Regions from separate parts of the Mus musculus genome. Here region 1 is linked to region 2. A link is a loop called in an ENCODE intact Hi-C map of the cell type or tissue named here. Cell type or tissue: heart. All regions are shown on one strand. Each heading gives the region's core, and the rest is flanking DNA. Links, peaks and the distances in the headings are about the cores only. Region 1 overlaps Arhgap29 (Rho GTPase activating protein 29). Region 2 holds the start of Gm40138 (a long non-coding RNA gene).

Region 1 (12,084 bases), core at 2,534-10,533, 140 kb before region 2:
TAAATGCTTACAATGTAAATGTTTTTCTAACCAGATAACAGTACAATACATAATAAAAGCCTTGTTAAGTGCGAGAGAACAAGCGCACAAACGAAAAACTAGTTTTGGATTTTGAGCAGAGTTGAGTGTATTTTACATTGGCTTACTTGAGAACACTGAAATCTAAACACTCCTGGTACTGATCTGTGAGAAGCAGACTTTGTAATTTACCCTGCTGGCACTTCAGTCTAAAATATATTTTTCATATTCTTGCCAAAATTTAATCCAAAATGTACATCTCTGACTTGACTGGAGAACCTGTCTTTCAGCTATTAGTGCCACTTTCCTATCCACATTTGATGTCAATGACAGGGAGTGCTTCAGAGACCTCTTCCTCTTTAGTAATAAACACCAGCTCACTGTGTCATTGCTAGACATAAGGAATGAAGATCTCTGGTGTTTATATGAGGCCTCTTGGGCCTTTATAGACATTTATCAGATTCCAACAAATATATTTGAGCATATAACTAAGATGTTTGTTTCCCAAAACCATATCTTATGTTTATACTAATTTTCTCAAACCTAACTATAATTTTCAAGTTGAAATTCCCAAAATAATTGGACTGAAATGGAAGGTTCAAAATTTTAGTAAAGTTTTTATCATATATTGTTCTTTTGAGATTGTATACATGTTAAAGAAGTTACTCACAGTCCTGTTTATTTTAATAGCTCCATCTTGAAGTCTAGCTATGGATGATTGGATGGCAGCTAGCTAGAAAGATACCCTAAACACATTATTATACTCATAACACATCTCAACAAAACAACAAACCTGCCATTTATTCAAAGATGTATGGCTTCATAATAAAGCCTTGCTTTTTTACTTTTAAGTTGTTGTTTTTGTTCTTTTTGATGTATAGTCCATTATACTGGTTGATTTTTTTTAAAAGGCTATTAAAATAATATTTTAGGTAATAAAGTATTTACCTCACTTTATAGTAGAGTATAATTTAATGTTTCCATTTAAGTTTTAGTTAATATAAATAAGAATTGTATTAGAATTTCTATTGTTATTTTTGGGGAGAATTTTATATTCTTTCAAATCCACATCTTATATAGTTATCCTTTGTTTTACAAATTTAAAATGATATTTTAAAACAAGTTGTATCATCTTTTATCTTTAAAAAAATGTATGAGTTTCAATATATATGTAGACAATCCAGAGCCTAAGAAGATTCTCACTGGTCCTCAGTGGGAAAAGAGAAAGGTGGTTATAACATACAGTAGGAGACTACTCTTTGACATAGAAGGTTCATGTAGCCCAGCAGGAGTGGCACACTCTTTTCGTTCCAGCACTCAGGCAGAGGTAAGCAGATCTCTGCGTTCAAGGCCAGCCTGGACTACAGAGTGAGTTGCAGAACAGCTAGGGCTACACAGAGAAACCCTGTCACAATAATAATAATAATAACAATAACAACAACAACAACAATAATAATACCTAAAAAACAAAACGAACAAAAATGTATGAGAATTAGAGTTGGATGCTCAGAATCTATATAGAATAGAAGCCAAGCAAGCTCAGAGGCCCCCAATAATTCCTTCCAGTAAAGACAGGATATTAGGGACAAGCTGGCAGGCTGGACTAACCGCAACTGGTAAGCTATGTTCACTAAGATACTGTCAAAGTGGAAAGAACTCAAAGAAGATACCCGAGTTCAACTTGAGGCCTCCACACACAGCATACATGTGCATGTATACACCCAGAGAGAGAGAGAGAGAGAGAGAGATTGAAGCTGAACATAGTTCAGTGTATTTATCTTCAAGTTTTGTGATGAATTTTTACAGAGTATTCCCTCTTTCCCCAAGACTGATTTTTTTTGTGAGTTTTATGACAAATTCTGCATTGAAGTTTCCTAGTAGAACTATGAAACCAATTTTAGTAGTTGAAGAACTAGTGATTATCAAAGACCTCTATTTCTAACAGGAAATACAGTTTTATTCATGTGTTCTCTTTCCTCCCCCTCCCCTTACACACACACAGACACACACACACTGATGCAGGTGTTCTAGCTGACTCAATTTAGGAATAAATGAACTCCTTAAAGAGAGAGATTTGAGGCCTGAATCCTTACTGGCCTCAGGCAAGTGATAGTTTGGTGTCTTCTTCCAGAGCTCATCACCAAGGTGAGGTTCCCCTGCACTCTTACACAAGCAGCAGGTGTGAAATGTTAAGTGTGAGATTCCTATCTACTATCATTAAGGTGCATTACTAATAATTATAGGAAGAAATTATGCATATTACATTAAGGGGCTAAAGATACTCACTTTAATTTCTATGTTTAATTGTGGATTAGAATATATGTAATGTAAGGCCAACTCAGGTTTATGGTTGCCCCCCCCCCAGGAATACTATTATGCTTTCCAAATAACAGATTCACAAATGTTCTCCTAGTTTATGAAGTATTTTTTAAAATAAAAGACTAATTTTGTTTGTGTAAGTTGTTTTGCTTGTGTAACGCATGTATCAAGTGCGCACAGAGGCCAGAGAGGGGTATAGGATGCTCCTAGATCTGGAGTAACAGTTTTGATGGAGGTGCTGGGAACCAAGCCCAAGTGTTCTTAACTGCCAAGCCATCTCCAGTGTTTCATGAAGGAATTTTAAAGTATGCTTTTGTAACATACCTCTGGAATCCGAGAATTTAAAACCTTTTAGTTACATAGAAGGAACACACACAGCACAATATTCCTAGTTTTTCTGCTACTTCATGTTTGAAAGTATAAAATGATATTATAAAGTATATTTGGAAGAGCAGATTGTGAGTTGTGAATATTCTTGTAACTTTTATTTATATAACACAATTTTAAATGGATTTTAATCAGAGCTTACAATTACTTTGTTCTTCTAGTTGTTTTTGGTTTTGTTTTGTCAGGTTGTGCTGTTTTGTTTGAGAGTCTTCCTATGAAGCTCAGATCGGCCTTGAACCAGTGTCTCCTCTCGGCCTTTAGTACTGGAGATGACAAGGAGCCATCCCCCTTTCACTTGCTCTCCTCTCCTCTACCCTTACCTTTTTTGCTTTTTATTTTAAATAGACAAAGATGAAAGATGCAAGTTTATTATATAAATCACATATTGTAAACTATCATTATTCTGTAACTCCTTTAACCTCATGACAGTTTATTATAGAGATTCAGAACCTAGACTTGGGTCTGTAATCTCAGGACTTGAGGGGCTGAGGCAGGAGGATGGCTAATTCAAGGTTATTATGTAATAAGAGCTAGCACACACACAGCAGCCCTCATTCCACTTCTTGCTGGTTGTCTGTAATCCTGAACCAAGGAGGTGCTAGCACATCCATCAGTGGATTTTGTTTATTAAATGAGTTCTTACATATAAAACTCTCATTAGTGCTTTAAGTCAGCTGTTACTAGTTTTACAGTTACCAGGTAGCTAGCTAGTTAAAAAAAAAAAGCTGCTGTACTCAAGGTCCACAGTTGTCCTGTAAATTCAGAAGTCATCACAGCGAAAGTAGAGGTTTGCTGCTTATAAGTTCTGCGCTTTTTCCTTTGTTGTTTTGAGCAAGCTGAATTAACAAAACCATTTTTTTTTTAAATTGGTCAGTTTTTCTTTTTTTAATCAAGGAAAACACCATGATTTTTTTTTCATGTATTCACTCAAGCGTTTCCATGAAGTGTTTGCAGTATAAACACTGTGGTATTGTGTTAATGGCTGAGAAACAAAAAGTAGAGCGGGCTAATCTGTTTTCACTTGATAAGATGAATGTAGCAGAAAATGAACGGGTGAAACTAAGTGGGTAAACAATACAGTAAAGTGCAGGGTGCCACATTGACAGGGAAACACCCAAACACTGGGTGGGATACTGTTTTGCTGTTGTAGAAATCTAGTTAAATTTCTTTATATTTCCATCTGCAATACCTTTGTAGTATAAATCAAAGGCAGGCATTGTGTGGTGGCTGTGTTTAAAATTGTTTTGTACTTAGGTGTAGTACAGAATGATAATAAATGTAACTTGACAAATACAGAAATGTTTTAATACAATGTACTCTTATTTGATTTCCAAGTTATATACTAATATTGATTTTATGATAGAGTGAAATTTAAATTTCACTTTTTTATTAATCAAGATATTGTGGGGCAAGGCTATAAGTATTTCTTTTACTAAATCTCTGTTAAGTGTATCTCTTTTCAGATACATTTTGTGTGAATCTTATAGATTTCCTTGTAAGGCTCTCATTTGTAAGCATTAAGACAAAGGCAGTTTCATGTTTATTAGTTGCTATTCACAGCAGCCTTATGAGGAAAGGAAAGGAGATACTCTTATCGATTCACAATCCCAGCCTTTCATTTAAAAACGTGGCAGCCTGGGTTGGTTTTCCTAGTCCAAGCCTGTAGGTTTGTTTCTACCACATGAAGTCTCAGCCTCTTGCTTTTACTAACTGTGCCACTGTTCTTTTGTTTGTTTTAGCTTAGTTTGGTTCTTTGAAGGGGAGATAACGTGGTGTAGCTTAAAGGAACCATTTAAACTCCTGGAAGTTTTGAAAAGTTGCCAGTTGCGTGGTAGGATAGGGGAGCTTTTCTTCATAAAATTAACTGGAGGTCGCTTTACTATAAGGGAAAGAACGTTTGGTGTAAGTGAAACTTGTTTTCTTTGAACAATTCCAGTACAGATAGTTGAAGGCCTGCTAATTTGTGAAGTTCCTGGATAAATTAATTACTAGACTATGCTAATGTCCTGTTATGAACCTTTGTGATTAGTCTTCCCTTTAGATTTTTTGTTGATTTATAGACTTTCAGGAGTGTATATTAAATCATGGGGAACTGGAAGTAGTTAGAGTACAATTTGAGGTTTGAATGAAATGTATTTTTAGTAACTCAGTTACTACTTTCTACTGAAGTTGGTTGGGAACAACCTCAGCATATGTAAAGGCTTCTTGTGTAAGAGTAAAGGACGTTCAAGTTGGTAAGCCCTGTATGCTGACAGTTACTGCATGTTCTACAGTATTTAAACAAAACAAAGCAAAACAAAAAAACTCTCTAAAAGGGAATACACTGCAGGTAATTCTATAAGAGAAGAGTGAATTTTGACTCACAGTGGATGATCAGTTAGCCCCCAAGGCTCTGCAGTGTGAAGCAGCACAGGATGATGGGAGTGTATGGTGAAGAGAAATTGCTCACTGCATCACATCACAAGCTCCAGAGCAGAGAAGAAAGGTCTGGGGTCTCACACCTGTCTTCACGGCACTCGGCACTCCCTTGGTGTCCTGTAATTGTCCACCAGGCCTCTCCTCCTAAGCAGTAGTTACCAACCTTTCTAATGCTGCCACCCCTTAGTACAGTTCCTCATGCTGTGGTGACCCCCGACCATAAAATGATTCTCCTTGCTGCTTCATAACTGTAATGTTGCTGCTGTTATGCAAATATCTGTGGGTTTTGATGGTATAAGGTGAGCCCAGGGAAGGGATCATTAGACTTCCAAAGGGGTTGTGACCCACAGCTTAAGAGCTGCTGTCCTAAGTCTCTATTCTCTCCTAGTGCCATCCTGGGAGCCCCCTTTAACAGAGCCCTCTCATCCTCTCATTTCTTTCTTGATAGGGATATTAGTAAGGGAATAGTTAATGTGATGGGAGAATATTTTTGTTTCTTTATCCTAAAGATAGTTTTTTTTTATGGTTATTATCTTTCATTGTTTATAAAAAATTGATGAAATTATGAAATAACTGTACAATTTTTGTTATTTTTAAAGCTATGTCAATAGAGACAAACAGAGTATGAATTCTGGAATTATATACTCTGGGTTCAAATTTTGGCTCCACAGTACAATAAACCTGATAAATTTGTTGTGTTTCAGTATTCTCATCTATATAATGGTTTTTTTTAAATAACTCTGTCTAATAAAATTGTGGACCATGAAATTGGACAGTATTAAATATTTTGAAACAGTATTTTTCTTTAAATTGTTTTGTTTTGTTTTGTTTTGTAGGGGCAGGGCATTGTTTCTCTGTGTAACTCTGACTGTTCTGGAACTCTTTAGACCAGGCTGGCCTCAAATTCAGTGATCTATTCCCCTCTGCCTCCTGAGTGCTGGGATTAAAGACCTGTGCCACCCTCCCTTTCTACAATAAAAAGCATTTTCAAATATTCAGATGATAAGTTACAAAGCTACACAGGTGGTAGGTAGTCTGATCTGCACATTCTAGCCAGAAGTGGACTGGGCCCAGAAAGAACACTGCTAAGAATATTAGAACTGCTGCAACTTTTGCAGGAGTAGGTAGAAGTGTTGGTTTCTTTACTCTTCAGCAATTTTTCATCATTAACAACTAATTGAATTTTTGTAATAAGCAAAAAATTCACTATCTTTTTTTTTTTTTTTTTTTTTGGTTTTTGGAGACAGGGTTTCTCTGTATAGCCCTGGCTGTCCTGGAATTCACTCTGTAGACCAGGCTGACCTCGAACTCAGAAATCCACCTGCCTCTGCCTCCCGAGTGCTGGGATTAAAGGCGTGCGCCACCACCGCCCGGCCAGATCTGTATATCTTATAAGTAAAATTTCCCCAGTTTTTAAAATGTGTAGATCCAATGATCCTTACACATGTGCATGTGGGTTACTGGTTTCTAATAACTAATAATTAATGCAGAGTATCAATTCTAATGTGGAAACGTAACTTTTTTAGGGATTTTGAGTGTGTTGCCATGTATATTAAGAGACATGAGATGGGAATGACACTATTTAGTTGCCTGGAGAAGTCTGAGGAATATGTTTATACTGGAAAAAATGAAAAAGTACCACATTGTAATAGCCTTGAAATCCTGAGGTGGTGCTGCTGCTGCTGCTGCTGCTGCTGCTGGTGACTGTGCATTTGTTTCATGGAACCTGTGTGGAGCACAGCTTTGGGGAGTTGATTCTCTCTATGTAGGCTCCAGAGATTGAGTTAAGTTGCCAGGCTCTCAGAGCAAACACTTTTACCCATAGATACATCCCACTAGTCTGGTTGTGGGTTTTGATTTTGTTTTATTTTGTTTGTTTTGATTTTTGTTGTTGTTTGTGTTTTGGAATTTCAAGACAGGGTTTTTCTCCATGTAGTCCTGGATGTCCTAGAACTCACATTAGAGACCAGGCTGACCTTGAACTAAAGAGATCTGCCTGCTTCTGCCTCCCAAGTGCTAGGATTAAAGGTGTTCATCACCACTGCTTGGCTTAGTTCTGTTAACCCTCTTAACAGGGTCACATGTAACTCGTGCTGGCCTCAGACTCCCTGCATAGCTGAGGATGGACTTGGAACTTCTACCTCTACCTCCCAAGTCCTTAGATTACAGGCTTGCCACCACCACGTGGGATCCTGAAATCCTTAATGAATTAAGTGACAAACGGCTTTCCGAAAGTGCTAAAAATGGTTTATAATTGTAGTAATTAAAAATAGACCTGAAAAGAATATGTGCTGGGGCAGAAATCATGGAACCAGTGCTTTCTACTCTAAGTAGCTTTGTGATGTCTTCTGTAGCTTAGATTTCTAGAATTTTGTGCTGGAAATTAATTTTTAATTTTTCTTGTTTTTCTTTTAAAGACTGTTTTAAAGAAGTCATTCATATCCGTCTGGATGAGCTTCTCCGTGTTTTAAAGTCGATATTGAGCAAGCATCAGAACCTCAGCTCCGTAGATCTTCAGAGCGCTGCAGAGGTGCTCACTGCAAAAGTGAAAGGTAAGGGGGCTTCCTTAAGGGTGCGCCACTGAGGGCCAGAGGGACCCAGTGACACCTTCATGTGTCAGGCCACATCTCCTCGGGGTGGCACATTAAGCTCCCAGCTATGATGGAGGACAGACTTACCAGAAGAAAAGGTTACCTACCGTTCCGAAGTTTGACAGCTTGGGTGTGGGCATTAACTGAGCTGTCACGGGTGAGGCTGCAGTGTAGTGGGCTACTGTATGAGACCTGGACACGCAAAGCCTGAAGAGAGTGGTGAGATGCTCATATTCAGAAAGGACAAGGAGAAGGCATTGTCAGGGTGAGGCAGAAAGGAAATAAAGGCTTTGCAATAAAAATGTAGCCTATATCCTGCCCTTCCCCCCCCCCCACTCCCAGCCCCCACACATCTCTTTCTGACTTAAGACTTTTCCTGTTTGTGTGGTTTCCTTTTTTCTATTTGAAGCATTGAGAGGGAAAAGGTGCTGTAGACAATTTTAAGAGGGAAACAGGGGTGGCTTGTTCTGTGACTCTTAAAAATAAGCTTAGTAACCAGATTTGTTTTTAAGTAGATTGTTTACAGGTACCATTTAACTTTACTTAGATAGGGAAATTTGTGTCTATAGATAGTAAAATTTCCATGCTTGGAAATAGCGACTTAGCTCAATTGTTGTCGGTGACTATTGTGTGCAGTCAGGATGTCCTGGGGAAGGAGCACACCAGCATGTGGCTGGTGTCCACATTCCAGAGACAGCCCTCAAGAGTGTGGGCTCTAGCTGCCTCGAGATCCTTTTAACCTTGAGGTAAAGCAATCTTTTAAATAATATTATTTCACACGATTGTCATTATGCTACTTTGGTGTTGGATGGAATTGGAAAGAGGAAGATAGGATTGATTTGTTGGTGGGAAACTGTTTCTGTAGGATTCCATGGAAACCAGAAAATGTTACAAGGGGTTTTTTGCTTTTGTTCTTGAGACCCTCCAAAAATGAGTGACCTGCATAGTTGAGGCTAAATCAGAGTTTATTTAATAGCAACTTAATTTTCAAAACCTAAGAAGGCAAGAAATTGGTAGAAATCATTTTTGAATGCAGGAGCCAAGCAGCCTAAATGTGTTGGTGCTTCCATCTTTGAGGCAGGGAGTTCCTGTCTTCTTCATTTTGGGGAAAAACTTCAAGAAAAACAATTGTATAGGATCAGCGAGCTATAGGAACGGAGTAGTAATCTAGATGGTTCTTACAGTCCTAGCCCCTAATTACATCTTTAAAAACAGCAGTGATCTGAGCAGCTATCTTTTTTGGATGTATTAACTGCTAGATGCAGTTTGCAAAATTGCCAAACTGTTCAAAACAAAATTAAAATGAAACCAAACACGTAATACAGAGTAACTTCAGGGCTGTATAGTCTTGGTTGTGTTGCCACAATACATTTAGTTTTTATACATAAAACAGAATCTTTCTGTTGCTTTTAAAAAAGCCTGTAAACATGGAGTCTACCTTGTAATAACTTTAAAGGAAAGATTCTTAGCTTTTTCCCATTCATCTGGCAGTGATTTGTAGTTCCTGTGTCTCTTTCAATTTCCAAACAGGAAGTTCAGTTGACAAAATATTTGCAATATGGTAAGAGAGATACAGCCTATTTTTGAAGCAGATAAAGACATCTTCATATGTCAGTAATTTATGATGTTCTTAATATTTTCAACTGTTTAGGTCAATTTTATTTGTAATATAAATGAAAAATGTTTTTAATATCTACATATTTCCCTGTATTCATAAATTGGCAAATAGAAAAAGACAAACAAGCCTCAATCAGACACACAGCATTGTTAAACCCTCATCTTTCTTTCTGTTCTGCAAACCTGACTTTTCAACATGGAGCCATTCATTCTGGTCCTGGATAAACAGTGACTGTCACTGATTTCTTTTGAATCTTTCCAGAAATACACCAAACACAGACAAGCAAGCACAAGTACAATCTCCTTGCTATATAAATGATAGTATCCTACTTCTTGCTATACAAATGATAGTACCTTACTTCTTGCTCATTTATCTGCACATAAAGCGTTTCTCAGGTCTTTGGCTTTTCTTTGATGTTTTTCAAAGCTGTTTGGAGATACATAATGTTGATGTGCTATAATCTAACCAGTTCATTCCCAGTACATATTTAAATTATTACCTGCTGATGCTTCTATGCATAGTCAGGCAAATTCCTAGTAACTTGGGTATTGAGAGAACTTGTGCTTTTTTATATTGTCATATCCTCCCTCAAGCCATGCCCTCTGATAGTGTGAAGGGAGATGGTTTACCACCCCCCTCCCATCAGCAGTGCTAGCTATCAAGATTTGTTACCCAGGCATGTAGCAAAAAACCATTGTCTTGGGGGAGTTTGAGCTGCATTCTCTCCAGTTTGAAGGCAGTTGAGTATGTTTCAGGGTCATTTGTACATCCTTTTATTTGAGTTGGCTTATTACCTGGTTTTCTCTTGGTGTTTAATATTCTTAAAATATAATTTATTTATTGAAACTTCGTATTTCTAACATTAGCTCTTCAATATAGTTTATAATTTTACTCTTTATTTATTTTTACACTTTAACATATCAGTCCTTTTTGTGTGTTTTGAGTCTGAATTATTAGGATGGCCTTCCATACTCTGAAGTTTCACCATTCTCTCCATCTTTTTTCCTAAAGTTTTTATGGAATCATTTTTAGGTTTAAGTCTAAAATTTAGAGAAGCAAAATGTGTTCTTTTAAGGGGGTCACAACCCCTTTGGGAGCTGCATATCAGATATCCTTCATATCAGGTATTTACCGTATGATTCATAACAGTAGCAAAATTATGTTTGGGAGTCACCACAGCATGAGAAACTTTAGTAAAGGGTCACAGTAATAGGAAGGCTGAGAGCCATTGGGTTAGAGAAGGCCAGTAGTTGTAGGAATGAAAAGAAAGAAAACATTTTAGAAGCAAAACTCTGAGCTAAACAATGTATAGGAAACAGCAAGTGGAAAGTAGAAGAAACATCCGAAGGAAGCTCTTGTAAAGTTGCTCTGTAGCGAGCGGACAGCACCTGGACAAGTAGTTCCTTGGCAGTATAGAAGTGATGAAGTTCTGTGGGGTTAGGAAGGTATAGAGGGAGTAGCCTAGGATGAGATCTACACAAGGTAAAACTGTCTAAAGAAAGGTACAGAACTGAGGCACTGCACATAGATACGGAATTCCAGCCACTAGATCCTAGAGACTTAATTCCATCCTTGATATGCTACTTGATATTGCATGTCTAAGAAGTGAATTTAGATTGTGTCAGCACTAGAAGTAGTCAAGGTCAAACTTGAACCCACGTTTGGCATTTCAAAGCTTTATCTCTTCCATGTATTATAACAAATAACTTTTAAAAGAGTAGAGTATGTCATGATGGAAGGAAGTGGTCTGTAATGATACTTATAGCTGATATTATTTAGGATTGATGCTGCTGCTTGGCAGACATTGTTAGACTCTTCACAGGGATGCCCTCCTGTAATCATCCCAGTTCCAAGATGAATAAACCTGTGAGATCAGCTTCCTCTTAGTAAATGAGGAAGCTGAAGTAGGAGGTTTGTCCAAAGTTGTATTCATATTAAGTGGTAGAAGAGTTGAACATTGAGGTAAGTCAAGGAGATTGAAGACTAAGGTAGAGAAACCCTCGGTTTTCACTGATGGAAGCTGGTGCTTTGATTGACAGTGGTCTTGCATTGTTTAATTCCCACAACTGTTGAGTTTATAATTGTCCCACTTAATAAATGAGGAAACTGACTAGAGACTTTAATGTTTATGTATAGTCAGAGACAGAGCTGAGACTCAGCCCATGCAGGCTGTTTGTAGACCCTGTCATCATACCCAGGAGTCGGCAGCGAGAGCTCGAGGGCTGAATGGAGTTATGGGAACACAAGTATTTTACTCTTTTCTGGGTGGCCTGTAGCTTCCTTCAGTACCTCTACTGAAGGGTTAGGTTAAACCAAACATGTCCTGGAAATTATAGGCGAGGACTACCTGGCTCTTTATAGAAAAAGTTATCATTGAACTGGGTAAAAAAGCCCAATCTTGGTGAAGTCAAGATAATTCATAGTGAAAGGAAAACAGTCATTACATCCCATAGAGATTTGGTAGAGAAAAATGGAAATTAGATTGGATAGTACCTTAAGAAGAAACATGGTAAAACAAAATTTTTCTTTCACATGGCAAGGATATTGAACCTTTTTTAGGAAAAATGTTAATTGGATGAGATCTAGTGAAAGAAGGAAGGAGGAAGGAACAGTGTTGGTTCAGGGTTTTGAATATGTTGTTGGTACAAAAGAATGAACCACATTAGGAACAAGAGCTGCCCTGAAGGGGACGGAAAGGCACTTACAGTGTCTCATTAGGTGACCAAGACTCTG
Region 2 (12,084 bases), core at 1,396-9,395:
ACTGGCTTGTGACCCTGAACACCTGTAAGTATAATTTGAGATTTAGAAGGGTGTTTGTGGGGCTTGTGGAGTGCAGTGGGATGGGGCTCACTGCTTTCTCTTTGTTTTCCTGTTTTCAGGAGACTATGGGACCCCACTTCCCTGGTACTTCCTTCTGCAGGAGTCCTACTGGCTTGGTGGTGAAGGTAAGTTTGTTTTGTTTTAATTAAAACAGTCAGGCAGTGGAGATGCACACCTTAATACTAGCACCTGAGACGCAGAGACAAGAGAGTCTCTGTGAGTTCAGGACCAGTCTGGTCTATAGAGCGAGTTCCAGGACAGCCAGAGCTACACAGAGAAACCCTGAGCTGGAGAGATGGCTCAGTGGTTAAGAACACTAACCGCTCTTTCAGAGGTCCTGAGTTCAATTCCCAGCAACCACATGGTAGCTCACAACCGTCTGTAATAGGATCTGATGCTCTCTTCTGGTGTGTCTGAAGACAGCAACAGTGTACTTATATAAAAACAAACAAAAACAACAACAAATCAAGCAAAACAAAAATGAGAACAACAGAAACCCTTCAGGACTGAAACTACTTCCTTTCCTTGGGGTACATGTAAGATGTGTGGACCTTTGTCAAGGTGTCAAGGTGGCCCTTTGTCAAGTGCATGATCCCTGCTAGTCAGCTGCCTGCCGTGGGTACAGGGTGTCACAGTGTCACAGCCTCCACAAGTGTCCCTTTGATGAATCCCAGAGCCAGAGTAAATGGCAGAAACTTGACAGTTGGTCCTGGGAGATTGGATACTTGTTGAAAAGGGTGCACCATTTATTTCATAAGCCCAATACTCTTCCAACTTTCAAAGCAGAGATCTAGGAGGCACAAAGGGAGCTTTGCCTTCAGCTTTTGCTGCCTCCTTCTTCTCCGCCATGATGCCCCACATTCTCCAAACACACAGTAATTCACTCTTTGAAGCCAAGACGGAGGCTGCACGGTTGATCTCCAAGGCTTTCTTATGGTGGAAGAAGGCAAAAGGGACATTGGCTGACAATGCCTCCTAAGTACAATTTATCCTCCTTCCAAAAACAAAAACAAAACAAAACAAAACAAAAACCCAAAAAACAAACAAACAAACAAACAAACAAAAAAAAACAGGAGGCCTAGAATTTTCTAGAAGTCAGAAGGAAAACCTCATATCATAGTCTTGGAATTCTGAGAAGGCAGAGAAACTCCAGATCAGTGGCTGCCAACCTTTCCAAAGCTGCATCCCTTTATGCTGTGGTGACCCTCCCCAGCCATAAAATGATTTCTGATGCAACTTCACAACTGTAATGTTGTCACTGTTATGAGTTGTAATGTAAATATTTCTGGAGACAGAGAATTGCCAAGGGGCCTGGACCCACAGGTTAAGAACAATTTCTCTAGAGCTGTAAGCTACAGTCTCTCCCAGAACTGGGAGGCTCTGAAAGAAAACCCCCTGCTTTCCAGGGTTAGAGCTCACCCTTCCCCGTCCACACTTCACTTTGAATTACTGGGCCTGGGGCACGATTTAGCCTTTAAGCACTAACAAAGGGATTTAGTTTTCCTTTAACTTTAAATACCAGGTTAAGGCATTTAACCTGGAGCCTTTTAAAAGCTTGTATAAATTTTTGTTTGGCTGGTATTTTGAGGGTCTCCCCCACCCCCGAGGGGATATATATATATACATATATATATATTAATAGTTCACACAAACATTACTTTGACAGGCCAGTATTTTCCCATTATATTGTTTTGTGCATTGTGTTTATCTACAAACTTTTAAATGTCCACTATAACAAAGTTATCAACCTCTCTTAAATAAGCATATTTAACATCCCTGGAATGTTACTAATGTCAGTGAACCTAGGGGCTCATGTGCTCCCCAACCCCCACCCCACTATCCCAAGAGATACTCTGCTATTCAAGAAAAAAAAAAATCTTGAGAAACGTGTTCCTTGAAAACGAGACACATACACTTTCCTGACAGACGTAAAATACTTCTCACCTGTTTCATAGGCAAGAATAAATACAATCCCTCACACTATCTAAGATCAGAGAGCAGCTGAGTCACCCCCCTAACTCCCCTCTTCATAGTTGAAGAAATGGAGAGCCAGAAACATCAATTTCCTGTTGAAATCCCACTGGACACTGGGGCAAAATCTAGAATAGCCGAGGACGGTTCACGAGGAGAGTGTCACTCCAGTGGTTATTTAAAAAGATATTTGTTCTTGCTGCTGTATTACTCATGAGGGCAGTATGATAGCCGGGCAGTGTGATCGCCGGCACATTGACCTCGGAAATTGTGGAGAATAAAGTCAAAACTGCTTCAGGAAGTGGAGACAGAAGTACACCAGACAGCACTCCTCTCACCATTAAGCCTCAGCCTGCTGCTCTCCCACATTCTGCAAATCTAGAGGCCCTGTCGGGCACTGAGGATACTCCCTGGTGGTTCCCCATGTGTGCTTAAAGCAGAGCCCTAAGGGCTTGGTGCTAGTGGCTTTCTTTTCTTCCTGCTTCCTTTATGGCTGGGGCTCCTTTCTGCCTCTTCCTTTTCCAGGGTGTCCTTGACACCTCCTTAGACCGAATGCCATTAAAAAATAAAATCTGTGGTGAGTGTGTGTGTGTGTGTGTGTGTGTGTGTGTGTGTGTGTAGGGGGGGTGTGGGGAGGAATAGCATACACCCACCAGGCTCCACCCTGGTATTACCGTAAGATTTCTGAATGTCCGAATAGGTGGCCTTTTAAAGGGAGCCATTTCTCCAGCTCAGATCTAAACTAGCTACCCACCATAGCACTACAGGTGGATTTTTGCTCAGGGCTCCCATGACTGACATGTTTTAGTTGGAGCAAAAAGGACCAGGTGGTAGGCTAAAGAAAACAAACCTATTCCAAATTTAATCCTGCGATGGATTTTTTGATTTGTCTGATTCCCCCACCCCCACCCCCTCAAGGGGACAACATTCAAGACAGGGTTTCTCTGTTTAGCCCTTGCTGTTCTGGAACTTGCTTTGTTGACCAGGCTGGCCTCGAACTCAGAGATCCACCTGTCTCTGCCTCCCAAGTGCTGGGATTAAAGGTGAGCACTGCTCAGCTTGTTTTTGTTTTTATTACAATTTCTGACATGAGCAGTCTGCCACATTAAAAGGAATTGCCGAGGACTGCGAATGTGGCTTAGTGCTACCAAGCAGGGAGTTCCTAGTTTGATTCCCAGTTCCCCCTAACAACAATGTAAATCAAAACTCTCCAGCTTCAAGGTTCTGATTTAAAAAGTCCCTGTGGGCCCTGCGAAATCGGCACAATCAGATTTGAGTCCCTCACGGCTGGGCAGCAGGTCAGAGCTGGAGGCCATGCAGGAGACGGGTCTCAGAGCTATGATGGCTCCAACCTCTGGAGGGAGCTGTCCCACCCTTGTGATGGGAAATGCATCTGTCCCCACTGCCCCTCCTCTTCTCTCCTGTCTCTCCTGAAGAGTAACGTTGGCGTCTGGTTGGTTCAGGTTGTTCGACCAGAGAAGAAAGGGCTCTGGAAAAGACTGAACCCTTAACAGAGGAGATGGAGGATCCAGAGCACCCAGAAGGAATGAATGGTAACCCCCCAAGACCCCCCACCCCCATCCCAAAAGACAGCAGAACGGAACGGAAAGCTTCAGTAGTGCCAGAGCCAAACCACAAGACGAGCAACATGAAGGAGGCCAGGAAGCTGACTCCCTTTCTTGACTGGTGTTAAATCTCATGTCCAGCTGCACACGAGGGGAATGAATGGTCCAACCCAGACATTAGTGCATATTTCCTGGAGAAAGCAGATCCCAGGTCTGTAGTGTGTTTGTGCCCTTGTTAGGCAAATCCCAAGGGAATCGCACAAATGTGCTGACTTCCGAGGATTTAGTCAGAACAATGACTTGGGTCACTGGGACTTGAAGCGGATATGAGCTACAAGGAAAGACAAAAATAAGTTCCGTAAGGGGAAAGAGCCTAGCAGAGCTGACTGCACTTCACTCAAGGTTTACAAACCCAGAGCCCATTCACTGCAAGCATCAAAAGCCTTTCCTGGTGGTGGAAGTTACCTAATCACGCCCGGGCTGATGGGCAGGGTACATAAGACTCCTTTCCCTGGCCTTTGCTGCTTTGTCCTCACTCTTGAACTAATTCTCCTAATGTTTCTCATCCCTGACTGTATGCATGGCTTGGGTTTAGAGAGGCACACAGACTCCGATTTAGCCTGATGTTGGCACGAGAGGGTCCAGCTTCTAGGCGCCCCTCAGGTACCACTTTGCAAAGCTGATGTTGGAGACCTGAATCCTCACAGAGCTGGTTTGCAGGCTAAAGTAACTCTAGAAGATCCTCCTCCCAGAGTGGTATGATAAGGTTCCATTTCAGCTTTAGTTGTGGCCAGGAGACACAGGCAGACAATGCAACGGGAGTTGGGGACAGAGCAAGGGACCATTAGTTAATTAGACTTAATACTCTGACAGTAATCTTGACTCTATAAGTGAACTTCGGAAAAGATGCTGTGGTGGGGGGTGGGGGGTCACGGGGAGGGGGAGAGTAGGTTGGTTGATACTGGAAAGGGCACGGAGCATGGGGAGGAAGGAGTTACGATGAGGAAGAGTAGGTTGTCCTGGCTTGAGGAGTCAGGGCTGGTGCCAGAAACCTATGAAGATCCGATAGACTGAGCCTTGAAGCAAAGACGGAACTCGGGGTTAACTCAATAATAGACAGGAGCTATTTCAGATGGGTATGGACCCTGGGCCCATACTTGCCACTTGTACACCATGTAGCCTTGATAGAACACTTGATGTCTCTCAGTCTTGGGCTTTCTAACCTATTGAAAAGAGCCTAGTTATATCTACCTATAGGACTATATGTGTGAAGTGAGGGATTTGTTGGGAAACATTGGAAACAGTGCCTAACTCACAGTAAGTGTGAAATCTATGGCCAGTGCAACTATGACTACTCCTGTTTTGATCTTCTTCACAAAGCTGCAGCCACATGGGCAGGTGAAGTTACAGCCAGAGCACAGGTCTGAAGGAAGCAGTGTGTTCATGAAGCACGGCGTCATTAACATGTGGTGTTTCTACAATGTGTTTTTCCCTCCAAGACTCCTTTTTTGAACGCGAGCTTCCAGGGCTGGTGCCTGGTGTGTGTGTGAAGAACCTGGTGAAGGTTTTTGAGCCCAGTGGCCGGCCAGCTGTGGACCGTCTGAACATCACTTTCTATGAGAACCAAATCACGGCGTTCCTGGGTCACAACGGAGCGGGAAAGACCACCACCTTGTGAGTTCTCTGCCAGAGAGGCTGTCTCCCATCCTATCATTCCCCGGCTTCATTCTCTCTCCCCAATAACTCCACTCTGTTCTTCCTTACTGAATTTCGGTGGAAACATATACACTCACACACACCTCCCACGGTGAGGATAAAAAGCCGTGGCTGCCCATGTCCCCGGGCTATTTTTATGTAGCACTCCGTTTCCTACCAATTAATAATTAGGATGCTTTAGTGCTGGTGTGGGACCTCTGATGGGATGGCTACCTTTCTGAGAAAGTGTAGGGAGAACAGTGAAGTAGACTCGCTGCCTGGCAGAAGGCCAAGGGCAGGAAGCTTTGAGGCTCTGGGTGGACTCCTCCATCCATCCTTTAGTTCTGGAAGGGGTGCGAGCGCCACCTGCTGAGAACAGGCAGTCAGGGCTCCGGTGCAGACCTCCGATGGGCCGATGGGCCGGTGGAGGAGGGGTAGGGGTCAACAAGCCATGTGACAGCAGCCATCAAATCCTTGGCTTGCAGAGCCCCGGGAAGGAACAGCAGTGTACACCCTGCTCCGGAATGTGCTCCCGGGCCTTTCAATGGGAATGGAATGCGGGGCTGGTGCCATTGGGCTTGGTACTGTTTCCCTCTAGTGGTTGATCAACATTTCAGCTTCGAAGTACAGGTTCAGATAGCATGCGATTTTATCAGAACTTGGGACAGAACTGGGCGTGGCATCCTAAGGCTATCTCCTTGCTAACTCACGTGGTGGGAGGACAGGAAACTCCATTCGAGACCCCAGGACCTCTAGAAGACAAACACATTACTTCACTCAGTGCAGAAACTAAACTTCCACTGGGGTCGGAACACAAGCGCTGTCCTAATGCTGGGAATAGCATAACATTTTAAGTTTCACTTTGTGCTGGGGCCTGTTTTTGTTTTGTTTTGTTTTTCAAGCATGTTCGATTCACTTAACTTAGACAACTACCCAAGCAGGTGGGAGACATGTTTTGTATAATTGAAGAAAGAAAAGAGAAATCACAACATTGTTCACATTTTTACATTTGGAATTCCCAAACGAATTTGTTTGTGTTAGCCAGTCAGCAGACAGGCTGCCCAGCTTCTCACTGGCATCAACTGAGCTTTGGAGAGTCACCAACCCTGCTTCTCCACTGTCAAGGGCTGCACGCCCAGGCAAAGCAGTGGGGCTGGGTCCTAAATCCCTTTAACTGACCACAACTGTGACTACGACAGTGGCCACAATGGCTGGCCACATCAATAGCCACGGAGCAACCACTATGACAGACCTTCACGGTGGACACTACCGCTGACCACAGAGTAAAACAACAGTGAACACTGTAGCTGACCACATCCGTGAATATCACTCTGACAGACAGTCATAATGGGCACCACAACTGACCACCACAGTGGCCATCCAGTGGGCACTACAACTGACCGCTGCAATGATGGCTGGGTGATGATGGGGTGGGGTGTCTGAGTCTGGGAATCCCCGAGGCTCTTGATACTGGCCCAGGAACACTTGGAAATAAAAAGTAGAGAAAGAAGGCCCTTGTGGTCTAGGCACTAGGACTTGAAGCAAGGCACTGGTGCTAAGTAAACCCTGTGTGGAAATGTTCTGGGCCCCTCAGCTACATCAGGTTTGAGTTTGATAGAGAGATAGGGCAGGTGTCACTACAAGCATCCTTCTGACCCTGTATGGGGTTACCCTCATCCCCTGGTGAGTTCTAACAACCATCTCTTCTGCCACTTAACCCTGTGTTCGGCAGGTCCATCCTGACAGGACTGTTGCCACCGACGTCAGGAACTGTGCTCATTGGGGGAAAAGACATTGAAACCAACCTGGATGTAGTACGGCAGAGCCTGGGCATGTGTCCACAACACAACATCCTGTTTCATCAGTAAGTGAGCTGGAGTTGAGATACTCCTGGGCAGGGGTGGGGCTCATTGGAAGAGCACTTGCCTGGCCCATCCATCACCCTGGGTTCTGCCCCCAGCACCACAGGAAAACAAAATATCTGTCAGAAACCCCTGTTGTATACTGGCTGGTTTCATGTCAACTTGACACAAGCTAGAGCCACTGGAGAAGAGGGAGCCTCACCTGAGAAAATGCCTCCGTAAGATCAGGCTACAGGCAAGCCTGTGGGGCATTTTATTCATTAGTGATCGATGGGAGAGGGAACAGCCCATTGTGGGTGGTGCCATCCCTGGGCTGGTGGTCCTGAGTTCTATAAGAAAGCAAGCTGAGCATGTGTCCTTCTTACCGGTTGGGACATCTTCTGGATATATGCCCAGGAGAGGTATTTCGGGATCTTCCGGTAGTACTATGTCCAATTTTCTGAGGAACCCCCAGACTGATTTCCAGAGTGGTTGTACAAGCTTGCAATCCCACCAACAATGGAAACAATCACCCATGGAAGGAGTTACAGAGACAAAGTTTGGAGCTGAGACAAAAGGATGGACCATCAAGAGACTGCCATATCCAGGGATCCATCCCATAATTAGCCTCCAAACGATGACATCATTGCATACACTAGCAAGCATTTGGTGCAAGGACCGTGATATAGCCGTCTCTTGTGAGACTAGGCCGGGGCCTAACAAACACAGAAGTGGATGCTCACAGTCAACTATTGGATGGATCACAGGGCCCCCAATGGAGGAGCTAGAGAAAGTATCCAAGGAGCTAAAGAGATCTGCAACCCTGTAGGTGTAACAACATTATGAACTAACCAGTACCCCGGAGCTCTTGACTCTAGCTGCATATGTATCAAAATATGGCCTAGTCGGCCATCACTGGAAAGAGAGGCACACTGGACAGGCAAACTTTATATGCCCCAGTACAGGGGAACGCCAGGGCCAAAAAATGGGAATGGGTGGGTAAGGGAGTGGTGGGGAGGGTGTGGGAGGCTTTTGGGATAGCATTGGAAATGTAATTGAGGAAAATACGTAATTAAAAAAAAATAAGAGGAGAAAAAAAAAAAGCAAGCTGAGCAAGCCAGTAAGCAGCTCCCTCCATGGCCTCATGGCCTCTGCATCAGCTCCTGCCTCCAGGTTCCTGCCCTGCTTGAGTTCCTGTCCTGATTTTCTTTGATGATGAAGTGTAAGCCAAATAAACCCTTTCCTCCCCAAATAGCTTTGGTCATGGTGTTTCATCCGAGCAATAGTAGCACTAAGACACCTGTATCCTGTTCTCCAATGCCCCCCCCCCAACACACACACACACACACACACACACACTTCTTTCCTGCCCAACTTAGCAATGCGTTTGTCTGGTCTTCTCAGTCAAAAGCCCTTGTCCTTCCAAATGTGAGGCTGTGCTCCTGGTGATCAGAGTTGAGATGTCCCCAGCCAGAGGAGGGACGGTAACTTCTTTATGACACTTTCCCTTACTTGCCCCCAAATACTTGCTGACAGAAAGAGGAGATATGTTATCCCCTTTACATGTGGACCACCGGTGCTATAGACTGTCCTGGGAGGGGAGGGGGGCTTTCATGCCGGCTTGCTTGGGTTTTCTATCTTTTCTCCCATTCTTCTTCTATCACTTTCTTTCTTTTCCCTCCCTTTTCCCTCCCTCTTTTCTCTCTTCCCCTACTCTTTCCTTCTAATTAAAACATATTTTACATTCTGACTCTAGTCCTGGCAGAGGGAGGAGGGCGGTGAAGGGGAGAAGACAGATAAATACAAAAGAAAAAAAACTGTCACCAGTCCTTTCAGCGCCCAGAGGCAATCTCACTGTTAACACCTCCAGATATGACTCTTCGGACATTTCTCTGCGTGTGTAGACATGCGCAAAGATTTAAAAATTATACGGGAAAGTAAAATCATACGTACCATTTTGTGACCCCACTTTTTGAAAGTGTGGGTGTTTTGCCTGAGTGTGTATCTGTGCACGACGTGTGTTCTCAGTGCCCGAGAAGAGGATCTCAGATACGCTGGACCTGGAATTACAGACAGCTGTGAGCCACTATGTGTGTGCTGGGGCTCAATTCCAGGTCCTCTGTAAAAGCAACCAGTGCTCTTAACCACTGAGCCATCTCTCCAACTCCATAACTGTTTCTTAATCCTAAGGTGCTATGAATATTTTTCCATGCGACTACATATTCCTTTAAGAAGTAATGTTTACATATGGTTCTGTTGTTCAAATGACTAAGTAATTTTCTCATTAGCTCTTTGGGCAAGACTGGTTGGTCATTTCACTTTCACATCACGAATAATACCACGATGACATTTCTGACTGCTAACTCTTCATAGTCATCTTTCTTTTCCAAGGTGAGCTGCTCAAAATGGAATGACTTAGCCCACTGCCTTTTTTCCTCCTCCTGTTCCCACAGCCTCACGGTGGCTGAGCACATCTTGTTCTATGCCCAGCTGAAAGGGAGATCCTGGGAGGAGGCCCAGCTTGAGATGGAAGCCATGCTAGAAGACACGGGCCTCCACCATAAGAGGAATGAAGAAGCTCAGGACCTTTCAGGTGCTTGGTATTGGGAGGAGACGGGGTCACTTACGGAGCATCCGTTGCCTGGCAACGCGCCTCAGCAGAAGGTTGGGGTAGCAGAACAGCAGCTCTTCAACCTGTAGGCCCCGCCCCCCCCACGTCAGATGTCAGATGTTTACATCATGATTCATAACAGTAGCAAAGTTACAGTTATGAAGTAGCAACGAAAATAATTTTATTGTGTGTGTGTGGGGGGGGGGGTCACCACAACATGAAGAACTATATTAAAAGGGTCACAGCATTAGGACGTTGAGAACCACTGGGGTAGGGCCTTATAACGGGAGCTCTCCTTACATTTCTGTGAAGCTCAAGGCACAGTTTTCAGATGATCAGGTGCTAGGAAGCAGGGTGGTCTTTCAGCATTGGTGAAGCATGGACGATACTGTGACGTCTGACAGTGTAGGCATATCTGTGGTGGCAGTACCAAACTGTAGCCAGATTTAAAGATCCTCCACATGTGACCAGCTTTGGGCCTTCCTCTTCCCCGTACCGAGATGTCTGTGATATCCCGTGTCATCACCTTCCTTCTGCCTCCAGGTGGCATGCAGAGGAAGCTGTCTGTTGCCATTGCTTTTGTGGGAGATTCTAAGGTGGTGGTCCTGGATGAGCCCACCTCTGGGGTGGACCCCTACTCCAGACGCTCCATCTGGGACCTGCTCCTGAAGTATCGCTCAGGTGAGGGGCTGTTGCTTAGCACCCCATGCTCTCACTGAGGCTGTTCCAGGTGTCCCACTTTCTCCCGCCTCAAATTTTATAGCCACATACCTTAACAGCCCTTGCCACCACCAGTGAATCCAAGTTCAAGGGCAAGCCTGCAAACAGGGAGTCACTGATGAAGTGGCCTATGGCTGAAACAGTCCAGAAAGTTGGGTTGGGAGTGTTTACAACGCATTCACAAAGCCCCGAGTTCCATCCCAGGCATTCATAAACCAGGCCTAGTGCATGCATACAATCCCAGCAGTCGGGAGGTAGAGCAGAAATCCAAGATGAGTCTCAGCTGTGTAGCCTGGGCTACACGAAGCCCTGTCTCAACAAAATGAAACAAAAATTTCGTCCTACCTATAATCCTCCAATCTGGAAAGGTGGAATTGCCCTCTGCCTAAAGGGACCCAAAGTCATGCCAGGAAGCTTCCTAGCTGTTGCGTGACTATTCCCTGAGAGCGCAAATATGGGGCTGGATGTATAGATCAGCAGCAGGCTATGTCAGATGAAAGTGCCTTAAAACGGGCCCTTTACTTGTCTATCCCTCACCTTCTAGAGGATTGACATCTAGAAGCGACATCAGGCAGAACTCCCAGAGCCTGTCCACGAAGCTGTATGGTTCATCCTGCCCAGCCTGGAAAGCCCCCTCCTTTATTCTTCCTGTATTTCTCATGCCCCTCACTGAAGGTTTGCAGGTTAAAATCTTCATCACCTCGTTTTAATAACAGCTCCATTTAATGAGAAAGTGCTGCGTGTGCTCTTACAAAGTACAAGAGCGGTGTTTAACAGTGGGAAGACTGTGAAGGTGGAGTCAGTCCATGGATAGTGACAGTGACGGCAGAGGGAGTCCATGGATAGTGACAGTGAAGGCAGAGGGAGATGAGCATGTCCCACCCATGTGAAATTGTTTGAGTCGTACCTGAGACCCAGTGCAGAGACACCGTATGTGACAGTGCTTTGCAGCATGCAGGATGTTAGGGTATAGTGGTTGCTATCATCGTTACTCCATTATGCTTGCTGCAGAATTAGCTACTTTCTTCTTATTTATTAGCTCCAAGTTCTGGGGACCACATAACCTGGAGGTTGCTGTGCATGCTATCCAGGTTGCCTGGTAACCACCCTGACCTCCTCCCCACAGGCAGAACCATCATCATGTCCACTCACCACATGGACGAGGCAGACCTCCTTGGGGACCGCATTGCCATCATTTCTCAGGGAAGGCTCTACTGCTCTGGAACCCCGCTCTTCCTCAAGAACTGCTTTGGCACAGGCTTCTACTTGACCTTAGTTCGCAAGATGAAAAACATCCAGAGCCAAAGAGGTGGCTGTGAGGTGCGTGTCTGCCTGGGGAAGGAGCCCAGCTTGGGCAGTGTGGGGCTGCTGTTCTGGAAATAACTGCCCACTGCACTTTTAATTGTTGGGATAAGCTTGTATCTGGACTATTTGCAGACTTCAGTAATTGTGTTCTAAACTGCTGTATAGAGATGCTCACAAACACATACCAGGCATAACTGATTTTAAATAACCAGAGGGGTTGGGAGGGTATACCACACATGTCATGCGGTATACCAGGGGAGTACCTTGGCCTTCGAGGTTAGACTGCTTTAAGTTGTTCCTCCTTCATCCAAACATT

What was found. A loop is a pair of places that touch in the nucleus more often than their neighbours do. Peaks named below come from ENCODE experiments on the same cell type or tissue, not always from the same donor. Only the 100,000 strongest peaks of a DNase experiment are listed, where the experiment ranks them.
Region 1: a loop joins it to region 2, with 2.3 times the contacts of the local background. A loop is called at or near these places in 2 of 42 quality-filtered maps.

Annotation. Positions count from the first base shown.
Region 1 is chr3:121,974,256-121,986,339 of GRCm38, forward strand. Arhgap29 (Rho GTPase activating protein 29) reads left to right here. Exons shown (of 23, transcript NM_001356524.1): 3 at 7,560-7,694. Among named protein-coding and RNA genes, the nearest start is that of Arhgap29, 12 kb to the left of the region's middle. In heart, for the core only: a CTCF peak has its summit at 6,788; a DNase peak (open chromatin) is centred at 8,396; H3K27ac peaks cover 1,168 bases.
Region 2 is chr3:122,116,536-122,128,619 of GRCm38, forward strand. Abca4 (ATP-binding cassette, sub-family A (ABC1), member 4) reads left to right here. Exons shown (of 50, transcript NM_007378.1): 17 at 120-185; 18 at 3,495-3,584; 19 at 5,096-5,270; 20 at 7,024-7,155; 21 at 9,586-9,725; 22 at 10,287-10,424; 23 at 11,590-11,783. It overlaps Gm40138 (a long non-coding RNA gene), which reads right to left and starts at 9,908. Exons shown (of 3, transcript XR_001783974.2): 1 at 9,760-9,908; 2 at 9,086-9,192. In heart, for the core only: CTCF peaks have their summits at 3,379 and 5,699 (motif pointing left); DNase peaks (open chromatin) are centred at 3,396, 3,866 and 5,776; H3K4me3 peaks cover 738 bases; H3K27ac peaks cover 5,527 bases.